2 separate regions of the Mus musculus genome follow, and region 2 is linked to region 1. A link is a loop called in an ENCODE intact Hi-C map of the cell type or tissue named here. Cell type or tissue: heart. All regions are shown on one strand. Links, peaks and the distances in the headings refer to the core of each region. The heading gives the core; the rest is flanking DNA. Region 1 overlaps Fbn1 (fibrillin 1). Region 2 overlaps Fbn1 (fibrillin 1).

Region 1 (16,031 bases), core at 6,096-10,095:
TATGTGCACATGTACGTGCACATATAATATGTACGTGTATGTGTGTGGAGGGGTGCGTGTGCCGTGGTACGCATGAGGAAGTTGAGGGACAAGCTCATGGAGTTGATTTTCCTCCACCTTTATGTGTGCTCCAGGAGTTGAACTCTGGTCACTAGGTATACACAATAAGTCTTTTTTTTTTACCAGTCTTACTGGCTCTGACATTATTTTAATTAATTAATTTATTTATTTATTTATTGACCATCTCCTATAGTAGATTGTAAACTCCATGTGTGCAGGGATTTTGCTGCACTCCTCATTGATACAGCATAGCTACTCCTTAAAGGTTGTTGAATGAAGAACTAAGCCCCCGATTCTTAGGTTGACTCCTTAGAACTAAGCACTGAGATTAAAAGATGCTTTTGTGTATACAGTACAATTGTTTTTCTTATTCTAATATGCACATAAAATAAAACTTATCACTGTGACTATTTTAGACAGGCCATTTGGTGGCTTTCAGTAAATTCCCCTTGTGAGGCAACCATCTCCAGAAATCCTGTTTTAAGTTAAATGTATTTTTGACAGTCCTATACATGCGTGTAGTGCATTCTGCTTGCATCATCTGTCCACCCTCGATTATCTCTCTCTCAACACTGTCAACCCCTCTCTTAAAAGTCTTTCTTTCATTTTTTTATGTCCTTTTTTTAAAATTTTGTTATGTGGGCTGGTCATGAGGGTGTGGTGTTGAGCCAACCACTGGAGCATGGTGAACTTGCCAGTGGCTTCACCACTGAAGACAATGATTCTACTCCCTCAGGAACTGTCAGTGTGCGTGGTTTCTCAGAGAGCGGCTAGGTTCCATGAAACCCTCCCCTAGTGATAGGCCTAGTCCTCTGCAGGCCCAGAGCAAGCAATTGCAGTTGCCGTGAGAACAAGATTGCACTGGCCACATCCTTCCCAGACAATGGTGTTTCACAATCCTCCCCTCTATCATCTGGCCCTTACATTCTTTCCAGACCCTCTTTCCAGATGTTTCTGAGCCTTGAAGGGGTGACACAGATATTCTTGGAACCGAGAACACTCATTTGTTCTCAGCACCTTGACCAGCTGTGGACCTCTGCAGTCATTGCTGCAGAAAAGCAGCCTCTCTGATCAAGGTTTCCTAAGGATATAAACAGAAATGTTTAGAGGACAGTTTGACAACATGATGGTTTTGAAAAGGAAAGCAGCAGATTCATCCCCTTAGGCCTGTGACCTCCTTTGACCTGGTCCATAGCTCTAGGCATGAGATCCCTCCTGTGGAGTGGGCCTCAGATCCAATCAGAAAGCACTTGGTTGTCACCACCACAGTCAAGCAGCTATTGCACCAGTGAACACATCTTACCTGGCAGGTTAGTGTCAGAGCGGGGGCGTGCACACCTGGGCAAGATTGTTGGTGATTCCCCCTCACCCCTGGTAGCCTTGTGTGTAACATCATAGTAAGGCAGCCACAGCCATTAGTGAGGACGTTTCTAGTTCAGTTTCAGCCTGATTTCCCTCTGTCTTCTAAGCAAGCTGTGTGGTGTCTTCAGCAATAAGATCTTACCATTAAGTTCTAGTGGTCAACCAAGAACAATTCCAGTGCCAAATATGGGATACTTCCTTAGGACTTGTTGGTCAGAGAGATCCAAAAGGCTCGCAGAAGAATGTTTCGTTTTAATATTGATCTACTACTGAACATCTGTTGAATGATAGAATATTGCATGACACACCTGTAGAATGAGTCCATGGCGAGGCTGGTTGGGATAGGGGCAGGGCTCTAGTCACCAGTATTTCACAGAAGCCCAGGGTAAGTGACAGGAACAAGACATAGCAAAAGCAGCCACAAGGCTGCTTCTGCTTACAGTCCTGAGAATTCCCCCTTTTGGTTTCCTTTCGAAGCTTTCTGAACTCCTCCCTCTGAGGATGAATTAAAATTCTATTGGTCAGCTTTCTTGGGAAGAACATGACTGGTCTGACTTTCTCTGACATGAATAAATTGATATCTTAATCTTCTATATGTAATTGTATGAAAGGAAGGGTTTTAAATAATTGGAGTCTAGTACCCAAAATTACATCCCTCTGAATCTCTGCAGCTTGCGGTTCAGTGGCTGGGCAAGAGCGACAAGAATTTACTGACCGCAGGAGCACTCTGCCTGTAAGTGATGAGTCTGTGTCAGGGTGAAGTCTGGTTATGAAGGCAAGAGAACCAACTCTACAGTCCAAGCGGTCTGAGCTGCAGATGTGGGAGTGAGCTCAGCATCCAGGACCACAGCTGTATGGCCTGAACTTCAGCCTAGATGAGGTGGCTTCATAGGAAAAGGTGCTTGTCACCAAGTCTGATGAGCTGAGTTCAGTCTCTAGGAACCACATGGTAGTTGAAGAGAAACAGTTCCCATAATATGTCCCCTACCTCTACTTGTGTGCATGGTGACACACACACACCATATCCCCCTTCTTCAATAAATCTAATACAGTTTAAAATTATTTTTAAGTGTAGGTTTGTGTATGTGTGTGGGTGGGGGGTATATGCCCACGAGTGCAGGCATCTGCTGAGACCCAAGGTATCAGATGCCCCTGGAGCTGGCGTTGCAGATTATTTGAGCATGTGACTTGGGTGCTGGGAAGTGAACTTAGGTCCTCTGCAAGAGCGGTACGTGCTTTTAACCTCTGGACCTTCTTTCTAGTGGGACAAAATTAAAGCAACAGAACAAAAGCCTCTCAATCTTAGAGGGCAAACTAACGGTCAAGCAGCCCTTGTGTTACCCACTCACAAAGGACCGCAGAGAGGCAAGATGTCCCAGAAGTGAGGGAAACCAGTTGATACAAACGAATCTTGCATTTTAACTTAAAAAAAAAAAAAACAAAGCAAACCCAACTTTGGAAGAGTTGGCCAGGTGCCCTAGTTGTTGAAGCTCTTATAAGGAAGTAGTTTTAGAGAGATTTGCAAATAGAAAATCTTTCTAATACCATGCTCTACTTCATTACGAATAATAACTTCTGTTGAATCCAACAGCGTCCGTGAGACAGTCTCTTCCTACCACTGGCCTATATGTGAAGAAATATTAAAAGAGTTGTAAATTTAGCTTAGTATCACATAGGAGCCATGGAAAGAGTTATACATAATTAGATTGTTGGTAAAGAATTGGGAGTGTAGGTAAAGTTCTTCTGTGGTTGGAATATTGAGTAGGAACAGGGTTAACTTTTAAAACTTACTAAAGAACACAGCTAAGCTAAACTTACTAAACAGAACTTACTAAAAACCACAAGCTGCCAAATCAGAATGACATTTTAAAGCCCTGCTAATACATCATTTGCCTTTCAAGAGATTTCTATTTGCAATTGCATTTCCCCCAGATTACGCTACCTTCTCTGTAGTCATCCATTTTCCCAGAAAGTATGGATCTCAAGTACGCTTGCCAACAGGCGCTGTCAAGCAAACAACTTCTAAGTTGATTCCAAAATTACTTCATCTGTGGCTGTCAGTTTCTAGTGTAGACGTGTGTGAAGTCTATAGATTCTATTCTGTGCACTCGAGCTATTTGCCAAGTATCCACTATAATACTGAAGATAAGTCCCTGTGTTCTATAGTTGCCTAATGGGTATTGTGGAAATTAACAAGTGTCCTCTCTGCTCCATGGGTTTCAATGTTTCATTTTGACCCTGGAAAAGTTGTGAAGTTTCTGGGTTTTTGGATGTGTGTGTGTGTGTGTGTGTGTGTGTGTGTGTGTGTGTGTGTATGTGTGTGAAGAGATTCTAGCCAGGCATTCACACCCCAGGTCCAGAGTCAGTGTTATGCATAGTTGAATTGGCCTTTCTTGGCATCATGTGATATTCCTGATGTTTGCTGGTTCTACCCACAAACACCATGTTCATGTTACTCTGAATTCTTCCACCACTCATGCATATGATACTCCATAGGATATTATTAAAATGAGCACAGATCCAAGCAGTGATAAAGGGAAACTCATTGGTTAAAATCCACATTCCTTTATGCTTTTCAAACAATATTGAGAATGGCATGCTAAAGCATTTGTACTTGCCTTAGTAAATTAGCAGAAAAGAGACGAGGCTATATTCTGCCTTGTTCCATTGCATAGGAATATTGTATGACTCTGGCCTTGGTTTAAGATACTGAAAGTGAGACAAATCTTGATGGTTGTTGCATGAGCTGAACACATTGAATGATATGCATAATAATGAAGAATTGGAAGTGAGTTCGATGATACACAGTAAAAAAATGATTGAATAAATTACATCATAGCTTGATGAAAACTAGGCAACACTAAAACTCATATTTTGGAATAGTATTTAATTACTTGGGGGAATATTTTGGGTAACATTTGCTGAAAGAAACCAAGATTCTATCTTGCAAACAAGATTATAATCATGTTATCATTATGTTGTGGTTTAAGTGACACACACATGGTCGATTATGTATAATGTAATCATATATAATAGTTTGTATACAGTTAGATTTATTTATGTCTCATTGCCTTTTCCTGATTGTCTAAAGTACTTTCTTCATCTTGAATAAAAGTACATGATAAAATATTGAATAATAAAAGAAAAATTAGTCGAGTCAAGAGACAGCCTGCAGGAAATTGATATCCATAATATATAAAGAATTAAAAGAACTAAATGTCAAAAATGCCAAGTCATGCAATTGATAAAAAGATGAAGTCAAAATATCACTTTTTGCAGGTGATATGATAGTATATATAAGTGAAGAAATACATATTCTTTAGCCACCAGCAAAAAGCAGTTCTAAACTACAATGCTGAAATTCTGTCTCAACCCAGTCAGAATAGGAAACAGAAAGCCACAAATACCTGGTGAGGATGGGGAGGGAAGGGATGTTTTTTCACTGCTGGCGGGAATGTCAGTGAATGCAGTCACTATGGAAATGGTTGTGCTGCTGCCTTGTCAAACTCAGCATAGAGCATCCAGCCCTGCCACTCCTGGGCACATATCCCCAAAGGTCTAAGTGAGCACACTGAGAGACACCTGCACATCTTGCTTGTTGGGGCACCAAAATGGCCTGTTATAGAAGCAGCTTAGGAATCGACAAATGTGATATCTATGAACAGTAAGGTGTCATTCAGCCATAAGAACAAAATTATGTCATTTTCAGGAAAATGAATGGAGCTGGAGATCTTATGACAGCAAAATAACGTAGACTCAACTATTGCATACTTTCTCTCAGATGTAGAATGTGGATTTTTCAACATATACATACATATATTCAAATATATGCATATATGTATATTTCATTTACTTATATATGAATAAGAACAAAAATGGTAATGGAATAAAGGGGAAATACAATATGAATGTATGGAAATCCTGCTATGAAACCCATTAATTTGTATGCTAATGTTTAAAATGATAAATAAAATAGATAAGTACTTATTAAATGTTCATGGGGCCATGTTTGTAAAGATGACTTCCATTTCCCATTTTGTCTCCATAGTTATTGTATATGAGTGATATTGTGGCATTCAACCCCAGAGTTCAGTGACTTCTTTTTTTTGGGAGAACAAAATGAAGGCTGAGATTTTAGTCAGTAGATAATTGTTACTTTTTAATCCCTTGTAAAACTTAGAACCTATTGATTGAAGATGGCAAGCTTTGAAACAATCCAGCACATTATATAAAGTATCATGGTCTGCCTAAAATCCAACTATAGGCAAAATTATTTTTAAATTATTTTAAATCTTTTTTTAATTTAAAAAATGAAAAGCCAGTAGAGTACAATATGTACTCACAGTGAAGTGGTGTGCCTGCTTAGACCGGGGATGTGGGGTCTCAGTCACAAAGGTACCTGCCGCCAAGCCTAGGTTTGACCAGGGATGGGCATGGTGGAAGATGCCCACAACTCTGACCTCTACATGCATGCCGTGGCATGAGAGTGTCCCCTTAAAAGCGCGAGCACGCACACACACACACACATGCAGATGCACACACATGAATCAAATATTAAATCAGTCTAAACATGTCTGCTTCATTTAGCATTTTTCTTTGACAGAACTTTCAGTGTACTCTTCTCTAGCTTTGGAAACGCACGTTCCATTAGTGCTATCTGCAGTCAACCATTGTGCTGACTAACAGGTACTCAGCGATAACCTCTCCCCAGCCCTTCCTTCGCCCTGTTTGCTTTTAGGAACCACTGTTCTTTCTACTCGCAACTTCTGCCTGGTAACGTTTAAAACCCCACCTTGGAATGACAGGCTGTGGCACTTGCCTCTCTGTGCTTCCCTAATTAATTTATCGTTAATCAAAAACCCCGCTGATTTCAAATGGTGGGATTCTATCTTTTTCATGACTGACTAATACTTAGTGGAACATACCTACCACAGTTCATTCATTAGCTGACAGACACACGGGTAGCTTCCATTCTTAGCAATTATGGACAATAGCAATGACCATGGAGTTCATATGTTCCTTTGACACATGAATTTCATGCCACTGAAATACAATGGTACATGAAAGTCTGGTGCAATACAGATACCTAGGTGTTTTCTAGACCAACTGATTGGATAGTAATGCCAGGATGCTGTGTTTCCCTCAACATTCAGGCTTATAAGGAATTTCCCTAAATTTATCTGATCCTAACAAGGGCATCTTTGAATGGACAGGAACCAATGTTTTCCCCTCCTTTGTAGGTGAGGAAAATGGAAGTTAGGGGTGGAAAGGTCTATTCAGACTTTACACAGAGCCAAGGATGTGGGAGCTGCTGGAAGTTCTTGTCTGAACTTGGACCTGCAGGATGGGGCACAGCTGCCGGCCCTTTCTCCTCTGAGATTTGACGAATCTCTTATTCTTTACTTTCAGATTACAGAACAGGCCCATGTTTTACTGTGGTAAGCAACCAGATGTGCCAGGGACAGCTCAGCGGGATTGTCTGCACCAAAACACTTTGCTGTGCCACCGTGGGCCGAGCCTGGGGCCACCCCTGTGAGATGTGTCCTGCCCAGCCTCACCCCTGCCGCCGCGGCTTCATTCCCAACATCCGCACTGGAGCTTGTCAAGGTAAAGCCGCAGTATTAACAAGGAACAGTCCTGTTCAATAGAGGGCCACGCCCGGGCTGCTGAAAATGCCTTAGTCCCTGCTGGAGGGGGACAGCTCAGCTGCTGAGAACTCCCATCCCCTGCCTCCGGGTACAGCTGAAACCTCAGTAGCCAGATTCTTGGAGTCCGGAAGGTTTGCTAAGTCTGTCTGGCCAGCGGGCCCCTCTGGCCCAGGAGTGGTTCCGTGTGCTCTGGCTCAGGCGTAGCAACTGTGTTGGGGCTACGCTGTACCTAACGGCGCTGCCTTGTAGAAACACAGCGAACAAGGTAGTGGTTGTTGTTTTCTCTTCATCTGAAACTCTTAGAGGCCTGAGCTCCAGGTTGCACTTAACTGACCTAAAGAAAATTGCTCCTCTGGACATTTGACATGCTACATTAGGGCTTGTTTGTTTGTTTGTTTGTTTGTTTTTAACAAGTCAGAAATAAGTTAGAACTGACTTCACTGTTTTAAATGCCCCCAGATGTTGTCTTAGTACTCTTCTGCCCTCCCCTAGAATTCTGGTTTTGGCTTTGCCTCTGCTCCCCCAGCTGTGTAAATTCTTCCATTGTCTGGATGTCTGGCAGGAAAGAGGAGGAAGTGAGCAGAGGCCACTCCACTCTAAACTGATGGGCCTGAAAACTCGCAGGCTATCTCTGCTTCCTTTAGATGGCTGCGGTGCTTTTTTTAGACAACTGCAGTATTTTCATAAAACTCACAAAATATGCTTTTTCTGAGGCAACTAGGTAGTAGTTTGGCTCAGTTCCTTGTGTTCATTCTAAAGATTAGGATTCAGGACAGCAGGATTCGAGTTGCTCTCATCTGTGTGTGCGGTGGGCAGCACTAGATTGATTGTGCCTGGCTTCCAGACACGACTCCTCTGCGTGCCCTTGGATGTGCCCCTCTAAATGTCCGGGAGCAGCCAAAAGACTCTGTTTTAAAATCCTAGAGTTGGTCGCCATCTTGGTCCGGGACCCGCCGAACTTAGGAAATTAGTCTGAACAGGTGAGAGGGTGCGCCAGAGAACCTGACAGCCTCTGGAACAGGCAGAAGCACAGAGGGGCTGAGGCAGCACCCTGTGTGGGCCGGGGACAGCCGGCCACCTTCCGGACCGGAGGACAGGTGCCCGCCCGGCTGGGGAGGCGACCTAAGCCACAGCAGCAGCGGTCGCCATCTTGGTCCGGGACCCGCCGAACTTAGGAAATTAGTCTGAACAGGTGAGAGGGTGCGCCAGAGAACCTGACAGCCTCTGGAACAGGCAGAAGCACAGAGGCGCTGAGGCAGCACCCTGTGTGGGCCGGGGACAGCCGGCCACCTTCCGGACCGGAGGACAGGTGCCCACCCCGCTGGAGAGGCGGCCTAAGCCACAGCAGCAGCGGTCGCCATCTTGGTCCCGGGACTCCAAGGAACTTAGGAATTTAGTCTGCTTAGGTGAGAGTCTGTACCACCTGGGAACTGCCAAAGCAACACGGTGTCTGAGAAAGGTCCTGTTTTGGGCCTTCTTCTTCGGCCAGGAGGAGGTCCAAATACAAGATATCTGCGCACCTTCCCTGTAAGAGAGCTTGCCAGCAGAGAGTGCTCTGAGCACTGAAACTCAGAGGAGAGAATCTGTCTCCCAGGTCTGCTGATAGACGGTAACAGAATCACCAGAAGAACAATCTCTAAACAGAGTCAACTATAACTACTAACTCCAGAGATTACCAGATGGCGAAAGGTAAACGGAGGAATCTTACTAACAGGAACCAAGACCACTCACCATCACCAGAACCCAGCACACCCACTTCGCCCAGTCCAGGGAACCCCAACACACCTGAGAACCTAGACCTAGATTTAAAAGCATATCTCATGATGATGGTAGAGGACATCAAGAAGGACTTTAATAAATCACTTAAAGAAATACAGGAGAACACTGCTAAAGAGTTACAAGTCCTTAAAGAAAAACAGGAAAACACAATCAAACAGGTAGAAATCCTTACAGAAAAAGAGGAAAAAACATACAAACAGGTGATGGAAATGAACAAAACCATACTAGACCTAAAAAGGGAAGTAGACACAATAAAGAAAACTCAAAGCGAGGCAACACTAGAGATAGAAACCCTAGGAAAGAAATCTGGAACCATAGATTTGAGCATCAGCAACAGAATACAAGAGATGGAAGAGAGAATCTCAGGTGCAGAAGATTCCATAGAGAACATCGGCACAACAATCAAAGAAAATGGAAAATGCAAAAAGATCCTAACTCAAAATATCCAGGAAATCCAGGACACAATAAGAAGACCAAACGTACGGATAATAGGAGTGGATGAGAATGAAGATTTTCAACTCAAAGGTCCAGCAAACATCTTCAACAAAATTATTGAAGAAAACTTCCCAAATCTAAAGAATGAGATGCATATGAACATACAAGAAGCCTACAGAACTCCAAATAGACTGGACCAGAAAAGAAATTCCCCCCGACACATAATAATCAGAACATCAAATGCACTAAATAAAGATAGAATACTAAAAGCAGTAAGGGAAAAAGGTCAAGTAACATATAAAGGCAAGCCTATCAGAATTACACCAGATTTTTCACCAGAGACTATGAAAGCCAGAAGAGCCTGGACAGATGTTATACAGACACTAAGAGAACACAAACTGCAGCCCAGGCTACTATACCCAGCCAAACTCTCAATTATCATAGAGGGAGAAACCAAAGTATTCCACGACAAAACCAAATTCACGCATTATCTCTCCACGAATCCAGCCCTTCAAAGGATAATAACAGAAAAAAACCAATACAAGAACGGGAACAACGCCCTAGAAAAAACAAGAAGGTAATCCCTCAACAAACCTAAAAGAAGACAGCCACAAGAACAGAATGCCACCTTTAACAACTAAAATAACAGGAAGCAACAATTACTTTTCCTTAATATCTCTTAACATCAATGGTCTCAACTCGCCAATAAAAAGACATAGACTAACAAACTGGCTACACAAACAAGACCCAACATTTTGCTGCTTACAGGAAACTCATCTCAGAGAAAAAGATAGACACTACCTCAGAATGAAAGGCTGGAAAACAATTTTCCAAGCAAATGGTATGAAGAAACAAGCAGGAGTAGCCATCCTAATATCTGATAAGATTGACTTCCAACCCAAAGTCATCAAAAAAGACAAGGAGGGACACTTCATTCTCATCAAAGGTAAAATCCTCCAAGAGGAACTCTCAATTCTGAATATCTATGCTCCAAATACAAGAGCAGCCACATTCACTAAAGAAACTTTAGTAAAGCTCAAAGCACACATTGCGCCTCACACAATAATAGTGGGAGACTTCAACACACCACTTTCACCAATGGACAGATCATGGAAACAGAAACTAAACAGGGACACACTGAAACTAACAGAAGTGATGAAACAAATGGATCTGACAGATATCTACAGAACATTTTATCCTAAAACAAAAGGATATACCTTCTTCTCAGCACCTCATGGTACCTTCTCCAAAATTGACCACATAATAGGTCACAAATCAGGCCTCAACAGATTCAAAAATATTGAAATTGTCCCATGTATCCTATCAGATCACCATGCACTAAGGCTGATCTTCAATAACAAAATAAATAACAGAAAGCCAACATTCACATGGAAACTGAACAACACTCTTCTCAATGATACCTTGGTCAAGGAAGGAATAAAGAAAGAAATTAAAGACTTTTTAGAGTTTAATGAAAATGAAGCCACAACGTACCCAAACCTTTGGGACACAATGAAAGCATTTCTAAGAGGGAAACTCATAGCTATGAGTGCCTTCAAGAAAAAACGGGAGAGAGCACATACTAGCAGCTTGACAACACATCTAAAAGCTCTAGAAAAAAAGGAAGCAAATTCACCCAAGAGGAGTAGACGGCAGGAAATAATCAAACTCAGGGGTGAAATCAACCAAGTGGAAACAAGAAGAACTATTCAAAGAATTAACCAAACGAGGAGTTGGTTCTTTGAGAAAATCAACAAGATAGATAAACCCTTAGCTAGACTCACTAAAGGACACAGGGACAAAATCCTAATTAACAAAATCAGAAATGAAAAGGGAGACATAACAACAGATCCTGAAGAAATCCAAAACACCATCAGATCCTTCTACAAAAGGCTATACTCAACAAAACTGGAAAACCTGGACGAAATGGACAAATTTCTGGACAGATACCAGGTACCAAAGTTGAATCAGGATCAAGTTGACCTTCTAAACAGTCCCATATCCCCTAAAGAAATAGAAGCAGTTATTAATAGTCTCCCAGCCAAAAAGAGCCCAGGACCAGACGGGTTTAGTGCAGAGTTCTATCAGACCTTCAAAGAAGATCTAACTCCAGTTCTGCACAAACTTTTTCACAAGATAGAAGTAGAAGGTATTCTACCCAACTCATTTTATGAAGCCACTATTACTCTGATACCTAAACCACAGAAAGATCCAACAAAGATAGAGAACTTCAGACCAATTTCTCTTATGAACATCGATGCAAAAATTCTTAATAAAATTCTCGCTAACCGAATCCAAGAACACATTAAAGCAATCATCCATCCTGACCAAGTAGGTTTTATTCCAGGGATGCAGGGATGGTTTAATATACGAAAATCCATCAATGTAATCCATTATATAAACAAACTCAAAGACAAAAACCACATGATCATCTCGTTAGATGCAGAAAAAGCATTTGACAAGATCCAACACCCATTCATGATAAAAGTTCTGGAAAGATCAGGAATTCAAGGCCAATACCTAAACATGATAAAAGCAATCTACAGCAAACCAGTAGCCAACATCAAAGTAAATGGAGAGAAGCTGGAAGCAATCCCACTAAAATCAGGGACTAGACAAGGCTGCCCACTTTCTCCCTACCTTTTCAACATAGTACTTGAAGTATTAGCCAGAGCAATTCGACAACAAAAGGAGATCAAGGGGATACAAATTGGAAAAGAGGAAGTCAAAATATCACTTTTTGCAGATGATATGATAGTATATATAAGTGACCCTAAAAATTCCAACAGAGAACTCCTAAACCTGATAAACAGCTTCGGTGAAGTAGCTGGATATAAAATTAACTCAAACAAGTCAATGGCCTTTCTCTACACAAAGAATAAACAGGCTGAGAAAGAAATTAGGGAAACAACACCCTTCTCAATAGCCACAAATAATATAAAATATCTCGGCGTGACTCTAACGAAGGAAGTGAAAGATCTGTATGATAAAAACTTCAAGTCCCTGAAGAAAGAAATTAAAGAAGATCTCAGAAGATGGAAAGATCTCCCATGCTCATGGATTGGCAGGACCAACATTGTAAAAATGGCTATCTTGCCAAAAGCAATCTACAGATTCAATGCAATCCCCATTAAAATTCCAACTCAATTCTTCAACGAATTAGAAGGAACAATTTGCAAATTCATCTGGAATAACAAAAAACCGAGGATAGCAAAAACTCTTCTCAAGGATAAAAGAACCTCTGGTGGAATCACCATGCCTGACCTAAAGCTTTACTACAGAGCAATTGTGATAAAAACTGCATGGTACTGGTATAGAGACAGACAAGTGGACCAATGGAATAGAATTGAAGACCCAGAAATGAACCCACACACCTATGGTCACTTGATCTTCGACAAGGGAGCCAAAACCATCCAGTGGAAGAAAGACAGCATTTTCAACAATTGGTGCTGGCACAACTGGTTGTTATCATGTAGAAGAATGCGAATCGATCCATACTTATCTCCTTGTACTAAGGTCAAATCTAAGTGGATCAAGGAACTTCACATAAAACCAGAGACACTGAAACTTATAGAGGAGAAAGTGGGGAAAAGCCTTGAAGATATGGGCACAGGGGAAAAATTCCTGAACAGAACAGCAATGGCTTGTGCTGTAAGATCGAGAATTGACAAATGGGACCTAATGAAACTCCAAAGTTTCTGCAAGGCAAAAGACACTGTCTATAAGACAAAAAGACCACCAACAGACTGGGAAAGGATCTTTACCTATCCTAAATCAGATAGGGGACTAATATCCAACATATATAAAGAACTCAAGAAGGTGGACCTCAGAAAATCAAATAACCCCCTTAAAAAATGGGGCTCAGAACTGAACAAAGAATTCTCACCTGAGGAATACCGAATGGCAGAGAAGCACCTGAAAAAATGTTCAACATCCTTAATCATCAGGGAAATGCAAATCAAAACAACCCTGAGATTCCACCTCACACCAGTGAGAATGGCTAAGATCAAAAATTCAGGTGACAGCAGATGCTGGCGAGGATGTGGAGAAAGAGGAACACTCCTCCATTGTTGGTGGGATTGCAGGCTTGTACAACCACTCTGGAAATCAGTCTGGCGGTTCCTCAGAAAATTGGACATAGTACTACCGGAGGATCCAGCAATACCTCTCCTGGGCATATATCCAGAAGAAGCCCCAACTGGTAAGAAGGACACATGCTCCACTATGTTCATAGCAGCCTTATTTATAATAGCCAGAAACTGGAAAGAACCCAGATGCCCCTCAACAGAGGAATGGATACAGAAAATGTGGTACATCTACACAATGGAGTACTACTCAGCTATTAAAAAGAATGAATTTATGAAATTCCTAGCCAAATGGATGGACCTGGAGAGCATCATCCTGAGTGAGGTAACACAATCACAAAGGAACTCACACAATATGTACTCACTGATAAGTGGATACTAGCCCAAAACCTAGGATACCCACGATATAAGATACAATTTCCTAAACACATGAAACTCAAGAAAAATGAAGACTGAAGTGTGGACACTATGCCCCTCCTTAGAAGTGGGAACAAAACACCCATGGAAGGAGTTACAGAAACAAAGTATGGAGCTGAGATGAAAGGATGGACCATGTAGAGACTGCCATATCCAGGGATCCACCCCATAATCAGCTTCCAAATGCTGACACCATTGCATACACTAGCAAGATTTTACTGAAAGGACCCAGATGTAGCTGTCTCTTGTGAGACTATGCCGGGGCCTAGCAAACACAGAAGTGGATGCTCACAGTCAGCTAATGGATGGATCACAGGGCTCCCAATGGAGGAGCTAGAGAAAGTACCCAAGGAGCTAAAGGGATCTTCAACCCTATAGGTGGAACAACATTATGAACTAACCAGTACCCCTGAGCTCTTGACTCTAGCTGCATATGTATCAAAAGATGGCCTAGTCGGCCATCACTGGAAAGAGAGGCCCATTGGACACGCAGACTTTGTGTGCCCCGGTACAGGGGAATGCCAGGGCCAAAGGGGGGGAGTGGGTGGGTAGGGGAGTGGGGGTGGGTGGGTAAGGGGGACTTTTGGTATAGCATTGGAAATGTAAATGAGCTAAATACCGAATTAAAAAAAAAAAAAAAAAAAAAATAAAATCCTAGAGTTGCAAAGGACCGATCTGAGCAGGCGTCTCTTTTGATGTCGTTTTTTTCCCCCTCCTTCTTAGAAAGTCTCCTTGAGTTTTGAGGAATTTGTTGGTCATTGTATTTTGAAGTTGCTAATAGCCATGAGCTGTTGGCAGTGACTAGGGAGACAGACCCTCACTTCCTGTCAGTGAGCTTCCTGTCAGTGAGCTTCCGGTCAGAGGTCTGGGAACCAGCAGAAGAAAGAGACATGGAAGGAGAAGAGAGGGAAGGCAGATAGATTCTCCTCAGCTCGATAGTCCTCTCGTACAGTCTGGACTTCCCCCAGATTTACTTCCTGTCCCTTCTTGACTGTCCATCAACACCTAGGTGGGGAAGACTAAACATTTGTTTGGCAAAAACTCATGGCTTCAAAATAGCAGCTTATATGGTCACTTGCAAAAAGGACTTTTTTCTTTTGCTGGAGGAGGTTCTCGAAGTGTTATATGTAGCCAGGGTGTCCTCTCACTGGTGTTTTTAGCCCTTGGGCCAGATGCAGGCTGTGGGCAAATGTGTTGTTAGACACAGATGTACAGGCATAGTCTGGGAGTTCATGGTCAATGGGGAACTGCCTTCATATTGGCTAAAACTCATGATCAACAAGACTATCTAGAGTTGCCTCTCTGACTTTAAAATTGTGATTTCAAGTCATGTTTTAATAAACATTCAGAAAAACCCTGATCTAAAATAAAAATGAAACTGGCTGTAGAATATAATCACAATTGTTTTAGTATAGTCATTGGTGGGTCAGAACATTCTATTAAAACGGTGACACTTCTATTCCGAAACAAATATTTCTCCTCTGGTTCTCCTTTAATTGTGGGGTGACTTTTCCCAGCAGCATAGGGTAAGAGCCTGGAAATGTCACTCGCTCTGTTGCTTCTCATACCATCAGGGCCTAGGGAGGGTACTGTGCTCACTTATGTCTACAAGACAGTCTAAGATAAAGATCCTTAACTCCTGTTGGGGATCTTTATTGAATCAGTATTTTCCAAATGAAGAAACTGAGAGAATACACTTGTATACATTGTCTTCACAATGGAATCCAGGCAGCCAACACCATGGAGGAGGAGGAGGTTTCTGTTGGAAAGGTTAATTTAGGACTATATATAGAACCAGAGGCTAGTCTCTAGGTCCTTAGAAAGGGCATTGAGCGTGGTGGATTGAGTCTGCTTCGGGGAAGCCCATGTTGTTGAAGAATAAAACACATTCATTACTAGGATGGTTGGTGGTGAGTACCAGGGGCTGGATGTTGCTATCACAGTAGCCATAGACTAGTGAACAGTCATAGGCTTTCTCTGAATTAGTGGTGATGGGGAGGGACATGATCCTAGCTTTCAAAGGTCATCCCTGGTACGAGTTCTTGTGGGTGGATCTACCGCTGAACCCTCACATTCTCCAGCACAGATCTCGTTTCTGGCCCTGATGAACTTTTCCTGCACAAGACGATTTTCCAGAGGGTATAAGGGAAATACATTATGAAGACACTAGCTGTCACATGGCAATCTCAGCCATCTCAAATAAATTTTGTGTGACTGAAACACTTCAAGATAGCTTTATCTTTAT
Region 2 (16,031 bases), core at 4,034-8,033, 59 kb before region 1:
CAGTGGCTGGCTCCAGTGAATTGTCTGGTACAGCAGATCTTCTTAGTGTCCACTCATGTCCCTTGGCGTTCATAGGGGAGCACATGAAGTCGGCTTGAAAGCTTGGTCAACATTTTTCTGTCCAGGGATGATCCAGAGTAGAGGAAGTGAGGGGTGTGGCCAGCTCAGTGGACACAGAAGCAACTTTCCATTGGTGACAGATGGAGCAGCTCTGGGGCTTCTGGGCTAGAGTTTGGATAGCTCTGAGATTTGTTCTGCACTACTTCCTAAAATTCCTGACCAGAACCCAGCCTCAGCCCATAGTTCGCTTCCTGGAATCACTCCCAAGCAAACTACCTTTGCTGAAATTGTCTCAGAGTCTGCTTCTGTGGAACCCAAGTAGAGCTGGCCTAATACTAAATAAAGCTGGTTGTAGATCAGGATAAAAATTCCCCCGTGACCTAGGAATCTTAACTCCACACACTGAGCATGGCATACTCGTACTTGATTTTAGCCTGGTTTTACGTGTGTGTGTGTGTGTGTGTGTGTGTGTGTGTGTGTGTGCGTGAGCTGACTCTACCCATCAAAGGCACCCAAACTGGAGGAACAGAAAGAGACAACCAAGTCAACTGGCCATTTCAGGAACATGCAGGGCATCTCTATGTGTACCCCAAAGACCCCAGACTGCCACTGAGGAGAGACAGCCTCAGTATGGGAAAGAGCAAAGTTATCAAAACGGGGATAAAACCATCCTCTTAGACTGGCCTCTCTTATCTAATGGTCACCTTAAGGGAAGAAAGTCACAGCTGAGTGTCCAGATAGAAAGTTAATCCAGTGACAATGTGAGTGCTGAAGATGTCTGTGAGGAAAAACCATGGGATGTGGACAGGATTTTAACAAGGCTAGAGATGGTCCTGGTATGCTTCAAGCTAGTCATGAGGTTGGAAGAAGTATATCAGTAAGGCCCTAGGCCAGATGTAAGCTAGAGATTTGAGTCTGGGTGTTATGGGTGGTGCTTCCTAGAAAGTTTGGATCTGTCTGGGTGCCTGGACTTTGGGCAAAGCCCCAGAGCCAAGTGTAGATCAGAATAGTGTGTAGAAAGACTACTACTTCCTCAAGATCTTTGAGGTATATGGAGTCTTAAAAATTATTGGCTTGAACTCTCTTAGAATTAACATTGTCTTAAGAGCATGAAAAAAAATTAAAGTTGGCAATATTTAAAAAAATTAAGTGTAGCTGAAGATAGCCAAAATCCCTTTCTGGTTTTTGGAAATGATGTTTATGGATTAGTTGTGTTGTGTTAGAGAGGCGTGGTCATCCTGTAAAAGTTGTCTGTGCATATGGATCATTTGATAACTCTCCTGCTAATGCTAATGGGATAACATCCATCAATGAGATATTGTCATTCAAATACCTGTTCTTCTAAAAGGGCCCAGTTCCCAGGGTATCTAACCTTTTGGTCTTGTGACAGAACACTGTCATCTACAGCAACCCTGGGGCACTTGCAGCCTGCAGGCTTCAGGTTGGGCAGGTCTGATTTCCATCATTTTTACTACTCCGTCCTATGGAAAAAGAAACTCTAATTATTATGTGATGGGGGATGAAGGGTTGTGGATCTCTGACCTCTTATTGTTCTGGTCTGATGGAGGAAAGGCTGGAAGGAAGCTGTTCTTGCAGGTGGTGTTTGACTTGAATGGCCCATGAATCCTAAACGGGAAGACATCTCTCCACAAGTTTTAATCCCCAGCCGGCGATTCTCATGGGACCAGAAGGATTCAGCTTCCCTTAGACCTAGCAGGACTCTGGCCACTGGCCACTTAGGCTCACAAGTTGAAGAAATATTAGACAAAACGAGAGCTGGGGTTTTTCTTTGTTTGTTTTCCTTCTGGATTTTAATTCCAGTTCTGGTTAGGACCCTATTTAAGTTTCTGAGTCCAGGGTTGGATCCTGAGCAATCCTACTTCTTATAAAGTCCTACCATGTTTATTAAATGAGTTTACAACCCTCCTTAAATATGTATGTACACATACATTTGCAAATTCATATTAGCTTGCAATACTAGGATAAAGAACTGTTTCAGGGGGCTGGAGAGATGGTATAGCAGTTAAGAACATTTGTTCTTCTTGCAGAGGACCCAAGTTCAGTTTTCAGCATCTATAACAGTAACTCACAACCACCTGTAATTCTTGATCCATGGGCTCTGGCACCATCTTTTGGCTTCTGTGATACAGGCATAATACTCATAAAATTTTTTAAAAAGGAAGGAAGGAAGGGAGGAAGGGAGGGAGGAGGGAAGAGAGGGAGGGAGGGAGGGACAGAGAGAGGAAGAAAGGGAAGGAAGGAAGAAAGAAAGGTGATTTAGAGGGCTGGCTTAGTGGTTGGGACTCTGGCTGCTCCGCAGCAGGACCCAGGTTCTTTTCCCTGATGCTCTTGCCAGGTGCCTCACAGCTGTCAGTAAGTCCAGCTCCAGGTAATTTGAAACCTTCTGGGCTCCTTAGGCACCCATGCCCATACACATAAGTACAATTTAAAAAATTATCTTAAAAAAGAAAAATGTTTCAGGCTGCCATAACTAAATATCATGGAACTTTATTTTATGGTTTTAGAAACTGGGAGTTGTAATCAGGGCCCTGGAAGTTTTCATATAAGGGTACATATTCATAGCTGTCGCTCTCTGTATATTTCCACATGACAGCAGAGTAAACAGTCTCCTGGTCCTCCTTGGAAGGGACTGTCTCAGTTATTTCCCCACTGCTGTAATAAAAATACCCCAGAGAAAGGAATTATCTCGCTCACAGTCTCAGGCTAGAGTTCATCACTGAAGGTAGGTCAGCGTGGCAGGATCTTGAAGCAGGAAGTCACATCCCATGTACAGTGAAGAGTAGAAAGCATGAATGCAATGCATGCATGCCATTGCACTCCTCACTTTCTCCATCTCTGTTCAGTCCTGAATCCTAAGCACGGGAATGGTGGCACCTGCAGTGGACAGCTACTTACCCTATTATCCTAGCTCTGTCTGACCTGTGATCTGCAGACATTTCCGAGCAAGCCTTTCTCCATGGTTTGCTTTTTCCGAATCAGTAGGCTCTTCCACCAAGCAGGATTTTAAAGCCAGTGCACTGTAGCTTATCAGCCCTTCCTCTGCTCATTCATGCTTCTGGCATCCAGCCCCAGAATGTGTTGCATAGTCTTTGATCACAGAGATTCCTCTCTAACTTGTCTCTAACTGTTTATAGTTTTACATCAACATCTGTGGTTTCCATGGAGATACATTTTGTGTTAAGAATGAGGTTGGGGTTAGGGTCAGCTGTTACCTATGGGTGTCCAGTTGCTTCAGAAGAAACCAAAATTCTGTCTTTAAGCATTTAGTTTTGCCATGGTTTGTCTCATAAAGGTTGAGGAGATGGTGGGAGCGATGAGTGTTCCCCAGGGAAGGTTCCTCAGGTTGTTGGATGTCCTGGAAGGAATTGTCCTTTGTGGCCTTTCCCCGAGGTGAGTCATCTTACCCTGCCACACACTCCTGCCAGTGTGTGCTCCTTGTAGGCACAAGACAATGGGGCTGAAACTGTAAAATGGAGTCTCCAAAGGTATGAGCCAGCATGACCCCTGTCTCTCTGCAGGTCGATTAGTCAAGTGGTTGACATAGAGATAGGAATCTGACTGACAAGATTTACTTTTGTGGTTTGTCAACAGTCTCTTGGGTGTGCTTTTGTGAGTCTGAGCTCTCTGCTATGCCATTGATCTGTCCCTTCTCCACTGTCACACATGTGATAAAATAAATCCATACTCTTGCTTTGGTCTTTCTTTCCGAATCCTTTCGGTAATCCTTCACCTGTCCATAACAAGCTCGGGCTGACCACACCTATTCCTTCACAGCCTTAGCATATTTTGATAGGAATTATATTAAATCTGCATATCAAATGGAGGAGCACTCCTATCTCACGGGAACCCGCCCTTTTCAAGCTTTGTCGTTTTCTGTTTAATTCGATTCCAGTTGTGTCTAGGGACACTTCTACTTCCAGCATAGATCTGAGACCGTAGGAAGACCAAGGAAGGTTAAGAGTGTGGTACAACCATGTGCCAGGATTGTGAGAGGGCGCAGAGGAAGAGATACTTGTACCATAGCTTCTCTGAAAGGCTTGGCTCTAGAAAACACATTTTAGGGATCTGTAGTGTTTACACTGACAGGGAGGAGCACCCAAAGGCTGTCCAGACTCATCCTTTACACTTGTTGAATTAGTTTTCTCTCTACACAGACTTTACGGAAACTTATGGCAGATGATACTTCACCTAAACTTTTCTGAACAGCTCAGGTGACTTTTATGTTTTGGAGGTGCTCTGGCCTTGTTTTAAGCTGTGTGAGTCTGTAGACACCCACAGATGTTTATGCACCTAAGGGAATTATCGGTCCAAATGAAAACTGTCTGTGTCTTGCAGTGACTCAGGCCACCTCAGTGGATTGTTGTCTCAGGTGTAGAGGCTAGAGTTTGGTCTGCCTATTTCATTTTTCTGTTTGGGCTTTTCCCAGTGCTGAAATTAAAGCACACATTCAGTTGCTTATTTGAAAATTTCCTAATGCTCTCTCTGGGGGCTGAGCCTGCCTAGAGGGTGATGGTTGAGATGTTGAGATCCAAATGTTGGCCCTGCATCTTTCCCTTCCTGTGCTGCATGCATGCCATTCCTTTCTAGTTAGTCATTTTAATGAGTTTGTACCGCACTTTCTAAAGACAGGCTTTGAGCTCTTCCTGCGACCTTCTCAATGGAAGATTTTCAGTGGGTGCTTGTTGAGTGATTGAAGGGACCGATTCTGAAATGAATACAATACTTATTTGGGACCTTTTGTGGCTGCAGGTAAATGTGGGCCGTGTCTGTTACTTCTAGGTTGTGGATCCTGGTGTGAAATGATCAGAGGTTCTCTGGCCATCTTTAATGGGACTTTTTCATTAGGGGTCTGACTGCACAGGTCAGCTTCAACTTGCACAATGACTGCTTAGACTCTCTTAGTATTCTGTTTCTGGTAAAATCTCAATACGGGTTGAGTTTAGGCATGTGTCTTGACATGGGTTTTTTAGCACATCCATTGATGGATACTGCATCCTATGAGTGTGAGTAGAACTCATAGTCTGGTCCCTCTAAACAATTTCCAGATTAGGCGGCAAAGGCAAAGCCTTGTCAGAGATACTAGGTTTGCACCCACCTTCTAAAATAACTTTTGAGATGAAGTCTCAGTCTGTAGATTATGGGAATTTACTCTGTAGCCCAGGCTAGCCTTGAATGTATGCCAACACTTCCACACGCCAGCCTCAGTCTACCCAGTGCTGAGTGTTTGTACAGACAAACCACATACCAGGCTTGCTCCCACTTTTAAAGGAACACTTTTTCCTTAAGCTCTAGGACCCATCTATGAAAGCAGTGATGGAGGCCTCCATTCTGCTGATAACCCCAAGGCCCACTGGGCAGCGTGACCACTGGGCTCACAATGACTTTTGGCCTTCCAAGTCTCACAGGGTGGTTTTGTTTTTTATAAAGGAGAAAGAATATTTTTAACCTGGAGAAGTTTCAACTGGAAAGAGGGGGTTTAAGGAAATGAAAGCTGTATCAAGGGAGGCTTTTGATCTGTCACGTTTCAGTGTACACAGAGTTGTTCTTCCTGGAAAGGAGATTTTGCCCTGACTTTCAATTTGAACAAGTAACTGGGAAGCCACTGTGCAAGCCACTGGTCACTCTTTCCTTTTTTTGTTTGAAATTGCAGAGTAGCTAAGCGGCTTTGTTGCTCGTGTGGGAATGGAAATCGGGCCTTGGCATGAGCCACTTTAATTGAAATCAGTTTGTGCACTGAGTTTGCTCGAAGGATGACGTCATTTCCTGCCCTTTCCCAGTCCTTGCTGTTTTTCTAAGATAGCATGGAACTAAGCATAGCACTGAGTTTTAAAGCAATTGTACACCATTTCCTGACCCACTTAGAATAGTATCCAAAGCCTTAAGCGTATTTTTTCCTTTCTATACTTGTAGATTGTTTTAGAGTTAAAAAGCATTTGGCTTAGAGGCTTTAATGGAGCCTAAAGTAACCGTTTGTCTGCATGGTTTGCTTGATGTCTGTAGCAGGGGGAGCTATTAGCGCTTGTAGATGGAGGGAAAAAGGTTAAAATGTTTGAATCATTATCCTCTTAGAGCTATATAGGCACCTGGGACACACGGGGCAGCTTCTTAACCTGGGTTACTCTTCCAGTCTGCTCATCAAACCAGATGTGCAGGGTTTCATCATCTCCCGTCTGGCTTGGGAGGGAGGGCAGAGCAGAAGTCAGAGAGGAGCAAAGAAACAGAGAGGCATTTAAAGGCTGATGGAGACTGGTGGGATTTGATGAGAGCTTTAGTTTGGTCCCCGAGAGCTAGGGACAAAGAAACAGGAGAGGTTAGGAGGGGTTCCACAAAGGGACCACCTCAGAATACCTTGCATTTTTAATGACTCATAGTAGGCATTCAGATTTATTTGTCAGGGGACCGAATGATCTGTTTCCAGGTCAGGAGACTGTTCTGGGAGCTCTGATGGGTTGTTTAGGGCCCTACTGGAGAGGCTTTGAGTGCTGAGGTGCAGGGATCTTCTAGCTCAGGAGAAATGGAGCCTTTTATGACATTCCAGGAAGAGAGCAAGATTCTTGAAAAGGCAGATCACTTTCAACTCTTTGTGTCTGAGAGGCTGCAGTAAGAATAGGAGTTCAATTTTTCATTTTTCGGCTGTCGGGCTAGGTTGACCTCTGAATATTTGTAGCTCTTTAGACAAATGTCCTTTCCTCACATAGCCAAGTAGTCATTTCTTAGCACTGCTGCGAGGACCTCTCACAGATGAGGTTGGCTGTGGGGAGGACTCTCTTGTACTCTAAGGGGAAGAGTACTCTGGCTTGCGCATTCCATGAAGACAGCTTAAGAGTGCTCAGAGCCCATTGACTCCTGCTTCTGCATAGTCGGGACAGACCTCTGTTCCCTGCTGAGCCATTTCCACTGGGAATTGACTCCCACACATAGGACACACCAGAAAAAAAGCCAAAACTCCAGCTTCCAACTATGGCCTCATATTGAGAAGTGTCAACAGGACTCATGATTCCCTTAGCCAAGCCTTTAGTCTCCTCTAGGTAGGGTAGTTACTGCTTCTAGCAACTAGGGATCAGCTGGACCTTTTGAAAATGCTACCAGCACAAGATAGCTTACATGCTAGAGGAGAGAGCATGTTCTGTGACTATGGACATCTCTCATAGGAGGGTCTACCAGATATTTCTAAGACTCCACTTTTAGTGTGTCACTGCATTAGCATATCACTGTCTGTCTCAGGTCTGATGGTATCCACCCATAGTCTAGGATTTAGAAATGCACACTTCTCTAGGTGAGAATGTGACACAGAATGGATTTGAAATACTGATGGTCTTTCATTTAACGTTACAGTTTAAATGAGCAGCGCTTTCTAAGTTCAACTCTCTGTCCATCAAACATCGTTGCTATTGTAACGCTTCTAGTATGTCCTTTTAGCCTGCCATCAAAATGGAAGAAAAATGGGTGGAAAGTATTACTCCAACCTTTTCCCTGGCCAGATACTTTGAACTCTGAATCTTTTCATGGGAATCATTGCTACCTCAACCTTGTCCTGGGGCCATCACTCAGACTCTCCTTTCTTATTGGTATAAATTACAGAGATGACACTGGAATATAAATTCTGCTAAATTAAGGAAGTCATTTAGTCCCATTAAAGCAAGTGCCAAGGAAAAAACCCACATTGCACTGTAAGTGGTTTTATACATAACATAATGAGCCTCGATAATTAGGACCCTTCTGCTATCTGCATGATATATGAATCTCGATGAATTATTTTATTTTTGTCAAATAGCCACAAGTCATGTCAGGTGAAATGTTGCCACCTGCACACACAAACTGCCACACTAAGCCTTTCCTCTCTTTTTATCCCTAGTCCAACACTGCAGCATCCGCTGTATGAATGGGGGCAGCTGCAGCGATGACCACTGTCTGTGCCAGAAAGGGTACATCGGCACTCACTGTGGACAGCGTAAGTATACCGTGTGGTAGATGCTGGTCACACGCAGACCTGTGGAATTATGAGACAGGTGCTGGGAATTTTCTTTGATAACTCAGGGCGCCACATTTTCGCAGATGTCTCGGGACCCTTGCAGATGGACAGATCACCCCAACATTTAGTGGCAGTCTTCCATCCCGGGGTTGATAGTAACTTGCTTGGTTTACATTCTTTTTGTTTGCCTTTACCACCTGCCTTGCCTCACACCTTAGACTTATAGGTATGAAATACTTCTTTTAAAAAAATATTTGACAGTTATTTAATTAATAAACTACATACCCCATCCTTTCCCACTGTAGGGCTTCATAATGTTAGCTCATCTACCAGATGGGGCAAGTATCACCATAAACCAGTTTTAGAGCATTTTCATCCCTTCAGAAAGAAATTTCAGCCTAAGTTCCACACATTTGCCTCTTGATTTGCTGACTGTCTCTACCTGAATTTTCAGGAAGTATTTCAAAACAAATCTCATCTCTCTTTCCAAATTTTTTCCTTGTATTGACTAATTGTGTCTGCATATCTCCAGCTCCCCATGACGGACTCTGCTACACTCATGCTGACTGGATGTCTAGTTTGCTTGTTCACTCACAAGCACCATTGATTGTGTCTGCACTCTGCTGGTCCCCGCACACTGCTTAGAATAGCTGTTCATCTTATGAGCTTCTTCATTACCGTAGGATGAACTATTCACACTATAGAAAATCTTGGAAAATTCATTATTAGTAAAACAAAACTACCTATAGTTCTATAATCTGAATACTCTTTCTAGGCCCAAGATAGAGCTTTTATAGTTAATATTTTATTATTTGTGTTTTCTTGTCAATTATTATTTCACAGTTGTGTTAAATTCTACTATACATATGCATACTTAATAAAATGTTATTGTCCATGTTCTTTTGAATTTTACCATTGTATGTATATGATGGAAAATGCTACTGTAAATAAATCAGCACCTATATTATGCCCAGTGATTATCTCCACACTACTATGTGACAAGAATATTGAGTTTTGGGCAGCCCAACTTGGAAAGAGGAGAGAGTCACAGCAGCCCAGCTGGAAATTAATATGGTGGCAATTATTCCTTGACCAGCTAATTCCCCAAGTAACCACACAGAGACCTTTTAATATTTCAAAGCTTAGGTCTTTTCTGGGCAGACTCTCAACTAGCTCATCTAAGTTAATCTGATCATCTAGCCTTATCCAGACTTCCAGGTCAGGAGTCACACTGGTCTTCCCTTATATCTCCTGATGAAAGACCTTTCTCTTTTCTTCTTCCCAGAGTTCCTTTCTCTCCCAGGAAGTCCTGTCTTCCACTTCCTGCCCAGCCGATTGGCCATCAGATTTTTATTAAAGCCAACCAGAGAATGCCTTAGATAGGCGAGGAAGGACAGAGACCCAGCTTCACACAGTGAACCTCAACAGAATCCCAGACTTAACATTTGGTCACTTGCAGTTAATGGTGCTATCAGCATGAACATTGCTGCTCCTTAGGGACGCCCTCTCAAAATTACACATCAGTCCTAAGCAAGAGTCCACTCACTCACATGAAGTTTGTATCTGGTGAGGCGAGTTTGAAACATGCACCTTAGATGGAGAACTGAAAGCATTTCTCAGGGGCTGCACACACTGAGATGAGACCGTAAGCATGACCCAGGTACAGAGTCGGCTGTTCAGGGAGCATCCTATGGTGATCTGCAACTGTGGGGTGTCTGCCCAAAGCAACACTGAGGGGAGATCATTCCCATTGTGTTTGCTGCCCTTTCTGAGTGGAAGGGTCCAAGTGCAGCATCCTGAGACTTTCTCTCCTTATCTTGCAGCTGTCTGTGAAAGTGGCTGTCTCAACGGAGGGAGGTGTGTGGCCCCAAATCGGTGTGCTTGCACGTACGGCTTTACTGGACCCCAGTGTGAAAGAGGTAAAGTGTTTTCTAAGTGATTTGTATAAAGGCATTCTGGTGACTAATCTGTTACTGGTTTATATTGTCATCGAGTGTGTGCAGCTACTTCCTGAAGTTGGCTGGCCAGGCTTCTGAAATGTGACTGAAGAGGTCTCCAGGATGCCAAGGATACCCAGGCTCTGGGTTTGCATGCTGCGCAGGTCTTGGCAGTGGATGCAGTGTTTCATAGTTAGCTTACACAGAAGAAGGGTGGGCACCAACATACAAAGAGGACAATTTCCCATACAGGTGAAATCATGAACTTCACATGATCCTGTAGGTTCGAGAAATGCATTCCCACAAGAACACACATAGAAAGGGAAATGTGTAGGATGAAAAAACACACTAGAAGAGCCACTGACCCTGGCAGCAGCTGGAATGACAAACACGGAGTCCACGGTTAAGTGCAGGGGTCTGCTAAGTAGCTGGGCTCAGCACTGTGTACTCAGTGTGTAGCCCAGGAAGTGTGGACATCTGTTCTTGCCCTTGCCTACAAAAAGCCACAGCTCAGAGATGTCCAGGAATAGCCTTAAGGCCAAATGAGTATCAATAAACTTTCATTTGAATCTGGATTTTTCAGTTTCAAATTTACTGCTCCATGTTCCTATCAGTTAAAAGAAAAATTTTGCCTGCTTTGCCTAGCTAATACGATATTGACTTATTTGGGGATGCATAATGTTCTTAATAGATGCCAGCTTCATTTATCATTTTGTCTCTACATTCATAGTCATTTTCTCATCATTTCTAGTTAAAATTTTTATTTTAGTGTTGTTTTAAAACTGGTCTTTAAAGTAATTTATCTGTTTCTCTGCATGTTATATATTGTATATGCACATGTATGCACACCCATGTTCTACATGTAGAGTCCAGAAGAGGATTATGAATTTACACATAAGCAGACTGCGCACCAAGATACAAAGGGACAATTTCCCCTATTTCTCCTTCTCCACCTTGCGTATTGGTGTTAGGATCTCTCCCTGAGCACAAAGCTTTCTGTTTTGGCCAGCCTGGCTGGCCAGTGAGTTCCCAGAATCTACCTGTCCCTTCCACGAAATGCTGGGGTCACGGGGATCCACTCCACCATCACACCAATCTGTTATATGGCTTCTGAAGACTTGAACTCAGTGACTCTGACTTCTATAGCAAGTGCTCGTACCCACTGAAGCATCTCCCTAGCCCTACCATTTGTTATTTAGTGAAGCTTAAAAGGTTTGTGTTATATAAAGCTGAAATTGGAAATTCTCCAGAGCTGGGGATGATATAGCACATGCTTTTAATCCCAGCACTTGGGAAGCAGAGAGACAGAGGTAGGCTGATCTCTGTGAGATGATGGCTAGCTTGGTCTACATAACAAGTTCTAGGACGGCTAGGGCTATATGGAGGAATCTTGCATATATATATAAAAGAAAATTCCTCAGAACTTTTCAAAATTGCAATGATCACTCTTCTCCCAAATTGTATAAAGATCTTATTCTAAGATGGAAAGCAAAGCTAATTATGATTGTGATTGACACATGTCACTCAAACCATGGAGCTGAAACAAAGAGCACTGCAGTATGTGAGAAGTTGTTTATTTTTCAATGTTGACATAAATTCAGTTGTTTTCTAATATACCAAAGGTACATTTTGATAAGCAACTCTAGGGCAGTTGCTATGATTGTTGGATAAACGACACAGTATTTCTGTTCTTTGGCCCACTCTGAGTGTAATGAGTGAGGCCATTGTGCTGTATATTGACATCTTTTGGAGTCTGTGTTTAAGTGTTTTCCCTTTATAACCTGTGCACATATATTACTGACCTGGAGCTAAGACATATCCAGTGGCACCCTAACAATGAAGGACAATTTGTAATAGATAGTAGCCTTCTGTGGCCTTACTGTTAGCTCGGTGAAGATGCTACCGATTAAAATTGTTGATGTATGGCTTGGTGGCATGTGAAGGGAACACTTTAGACATTGTTGCTGAGTTTAATTTGTTTTGGAGAAACAATGAATAAAATAAACATTCTTCTTCAAACAAAGTGGTCCAAGGTTGTCTGCAAAGAATAATTGCTTCCCATGGTGGGAGGTGCTGATGTGGAGCACCTAAGGGATTTCGAGCTGTTGATATTTACCCGTTACTATTTCAAAAATGTGATGTTTGCCAAAGATGGAGAAATGGCCTGAATGCATGAGATTACCAAATTACTAATCAAAGTGGTGAGTTTCGATGTGGAGTCTCCAAGTTTAGGGTGTATTTAAGTAGCCTTCACTGAGATGTGGAAGGACTTGGCCACAGAAGAGTAGCGACTGTGGCAGCTTTCCAGATAATGGAGAAGTGGAGGCTGGGGACAGGAAGTCGGCTTTCCCTAGCTGTTACCCGCCATTGTTCTCCCAGGAGCACAGAGCTGCCCTTCAGTGAGGGAGGGGAACCAGAAAGCCTTTCTTCTCACCACGGGGGAGGAGGAAGTACCATTTTGATTGCAGAATTCATTTTTATCTACTGAATCTTCACCATTTTGTTCTCTTCCGAAAGTTTAAAGAATGGGGTCCTATATCTTTTTACCTATTACATATGTGAGATTTCATGAATGGTAGATGAATGTGTAGAATCTATCATGACCATCAATGTTGAAGGGAAGACAGCTTCTCTTGATGAATTGTGTTAATGGATAACTACTTAGGTTAGTGGTAGTCTATTTTCATTGAGATGAGGCATTTTTGTTTGGAAACCAACTTTTTGGAAGCCATTATTCCATCTGTTCCCTCTATTCCTCTCTCTGTCTCTGTGTCTGTCTCTCTCTCTCTGTCTCCGTCTCTGTCTCTCTCTCCCCCCCTCCTATAATGGCATAATGGCAGCCATTAAATGATAATGAAACTGCAGGTTGCCTTTTCTGCCTCTGGAGTGCAGGCTCAGGAGCAGCTGTGGGTTCAGAATCCTTAGTGCCTGACCCATGGATGTGAACTGCGTTCCTCTAGCCTCTTCAGGAGATCCAGAGGCATAGTGTTGGACATGAACCATTTATTCTAGAAGGCAGGCAGTGTAGGTTGTCTACATGTAGACAGATTAGCATTCTTATCATTTGTGCCAACCTTGGCTTCACAGGAAGTTCAGGACCAGCCTGGATACCTGAAACCCAGTCTCAAAAAGCAAATTATTATTATTATTAAAAATTAAGGCTAGGAGGGTAGTTTTTCTCCATGTTACAGTTCAACCAAGTTTGTTTTAAGTAATTTTAAAAACCAAAAGAAGGTTGAATCTAACATAAGGTCCTGGAATTTTCTGACTCATTTTGATTTAAAGGCACCAGTCTACTCTTCGGAAGAACAATTCTAGTCCGGCTGCTCTCTATATTAATGGGCTCCCAAGGACTACATAGGCTATGAGCGTGTGCCTAGCTTCTTACATCCAGATGCATTTGTTCAGATAAATCCCTGTTCCTGTCTCCAGGATAAGGACAATATTGGGCTCTGTACCCACTCCAGAGATGCTTTTAGTTGTTAGCTATTTATCAGTGAAGTTCAGGGGAAGCACTGTTGGAATCCAACAGAGGGCATGAGGTAGCACAAAGCTGGTGCCAGTCACTGACGGGACCCACCTCCTGCAACTGTGCCTGTCGTGCAGATGGGCAGGGTTTGTTTTTTTCTGTAGCAGTGAATAAACAACTAGGCTGCTTGTGGCTCATCTGTACCTGTAGGTGCGGATGACGTGCGAGGATTCCTGTTTCCATCCCTTAGCTTCTCTTACGTTACAAAAGTTGTCTTCATTAGATATATTCAAAATAATTTCATTAAGTGGTTTTTAAAACTGTATCATATTAAGCAACCAGTAAGTATTATGTGAACCAAGAAGGGCATTGACTGTAGTGTCTGGTGAGTGGGAAAGACTAATACTCGGTGATACAGATTTATGACAACCATGTAGTCCTGTCTGGATATACCACTTCATCAAAGAAAGCGGATGCATTGTTGATTCACAGGAGCTGATTAGAGCTCTTCGTGACTGCCTCCCTCCCTCCCTCCCCCCCCCTCCCTCCCTCCCTTCCTTTGTTTCCTTTTTGTCTTCAAAGTTTTTCTTTCTTTTTTTTTTTTGAGTTTTATTTTGTGCTGTGTAGCCAGATTATCCTTATTTTGCAATCCTCCTGCCTTAGCACCGACCCCCCCCCCAAAGTGCATCATATTTGGCTTAAAATCTGTTATAAATAAATTCTATGGCAAATAGTTGGGACTTATGGCACAGTGTTATGGGATGCATAGAGAAAGTAATGTGGCTTCCATAGCGGATCAAATTCTTTTATCTTCTCATATATTTGCCTGTTGGTGATAAGAGGACTTAACAAAAACCTATAGAGTACAGAAACCTATACTATATGGAAAAAGCCACATGTCCATGGATGAGGGAATGAGGAGAGGAAGTGGCAGACACATGTGTACTAGACTCCTCGGTAGCTTTTGAAATAGGGACCTACCATTTCCCACAAATAGACAGGCTGGAGAAGATTATATTAAATAGAAGAAGACATCTCAAAAAGTTAAACATTTCACAGTGCCACTTGGCTTGGAAGCTAAAAACAAAAAATTCAAAGGCCAAATATTCCAATGCAAAAAATAGTAGAACACAGCCTATACACAGGAATGAAGGAGTCTAGAGAGCTGGTGAATGGCGGGGTCTTTTGGTGTGCCTCTCCGAGACTTGTCTGGGATTGGAAATGAAGAGGACCTTCCTTTTCTCACTGGACCGCTTCCTCTCACTGCCTCAATGTTGTTTTAAATTCTAAGAGGCTGTGGATAAGGTTCTTGGAGTCAGTGCTGCAAACCAACCCTCATCCCTCTGGGGCCTTTGCACGTAGGTCAGAACTTGGAATGCTGCTGATTTCCCACAGGTGACAAGCAATAGTCACATCACTAACATATGCTGAAGTACTCTGTGCGCCTCGCCTTTGGTATTCAGTCTAACAGAGAGGGACAATGTGAAGACACAGAATGCTCCAAGGCTGACTCTATGACTAAGGTGGTTTTACAACTGGGCAGCTGGCACATCATCGAATACACCTGATTTTTTTTTTTAGACGTGGTCCAGAAACTACACCTATTAACAAAGATGTGCATATTTCTGATTGAACAGCTGTGGTTCAGAGGGCACACGCACCTCACAGAACCAGTTGTGTGCAATTGGAAACTGCCTGATTTCTGTCTTATACTCTCTCGAGCGCGCACCTTAGGCTAGGTTTTCTGTTGACACAGAGCATTTTATGATTGCTTTCCAGATTTCTTAATGTAGACAAAGCACCCTACCTTCCTGCTTTGGCTTCCACCAACATCACCATCTGTAGGTCTCTCCTTTTAGAGTCTATCACCTTTGCTGTCTAGGCAGCCTTTGGGGGAAGGATTCCAGCTCACCCACACCAGCTTTCTCTTTTGGTAGCCTATGGCTAGAAACATTTGTGCCTTTTAATTTTTGCCACCACAAACCACCAACTTTGGCACAGTAAAAATCCATCTTTGGACCCCACATCCATGTAACCTACATTGGGCATTCCTGGGTGCTCTGTGTCCTTCAGGGGGCAGGACCTATGGTACATGCCTTTGTTGGGCACAATTTTGAAACCTCTCTGGTGACTTGTATTGCAAAGTAGATTCCCACCAGTTCCCTCAGAAGTACTTGTGACACCTAGTTCTGTCAGGTAAGTGCCTCCCATGGGCACGTCGATATACACACAGATTTAAGAGACTATCATATCCACATTTGCAAATTCTGCATCATGGTATCATACTTGACCTTGACAGTGTCACGTATTGGTCTTTGTGCTTCAGTTGAAAGGATCGTTTTAACCTGTCCTTGCATTAGTGAAGTAAGGATTTAATATTTTAAAATGTGATATTCTTATATGATATAAGCATGTGGAACATGATCATATGTGTGCAGGTATACATACATGCAGAGGCCAGCAATGTATACCGTGTGTCCTGCTCTGTCACTGTTCACCTTTCTCCCTTGAGACAGGGTTTCTCACCTGACCAGGAGCTGTACAGACCTGAGCTGGCAGTCTCAGGAACTCT

The links. Hi-C counts contacts between places; a loop is a spot of excess contacts. Peaks named below come from ENCODE experiments on the same cell type or tissue, not always from the same donor. Only the 100,000 strongest peaks of a DNase experiment are listed, where the experiment ranks them.
Region 2: it touches region 1 in a loop (2.5-fold over the local background); 3 of 42 quality-filtered maps call a loop at or near these places.

Annotation. Positions count from the first base shown.
Region 1 is chr2:125,403,604-125,419,634 of GRCm38, reverse strand. Fbn1 (fibrillin 1) reads left to right here. Exons shown (of 66, transcript NM_007993.2): 7 at 6,832-7,029. Among named protein-coding and RNA genes, the nearest start is that of Fbn1, 95 kb to the left of the region's middle. In heart, for the core only: no CTCF peak of the experiment used is centred there; DNase peaks (open chromatin) are centred at 7,024 and 7,624; H3K27ac peaks cover 511 bases.
Region 2 is chr2:125,460,544-125,476,574 of GRCm38, reverse strand. It overlaps Fbn1 (fibrillin 1), which reads left to right. Exons shown (of 66, transcript NM_007993.2): 5 at 7,937-8,032; 6 at 9,877-9,972. Among named protein-coding and RNA genes, the nearest start is that of Fbn1, 38 kb to the left of the region's middle. In heart, for the core only: no CTCF peak of the experiment used is centred there; DNase peaks (open chromatin) are centred at 5,444, 5,774 and 6,958; H3K27ac peaks cover 1,809 bases.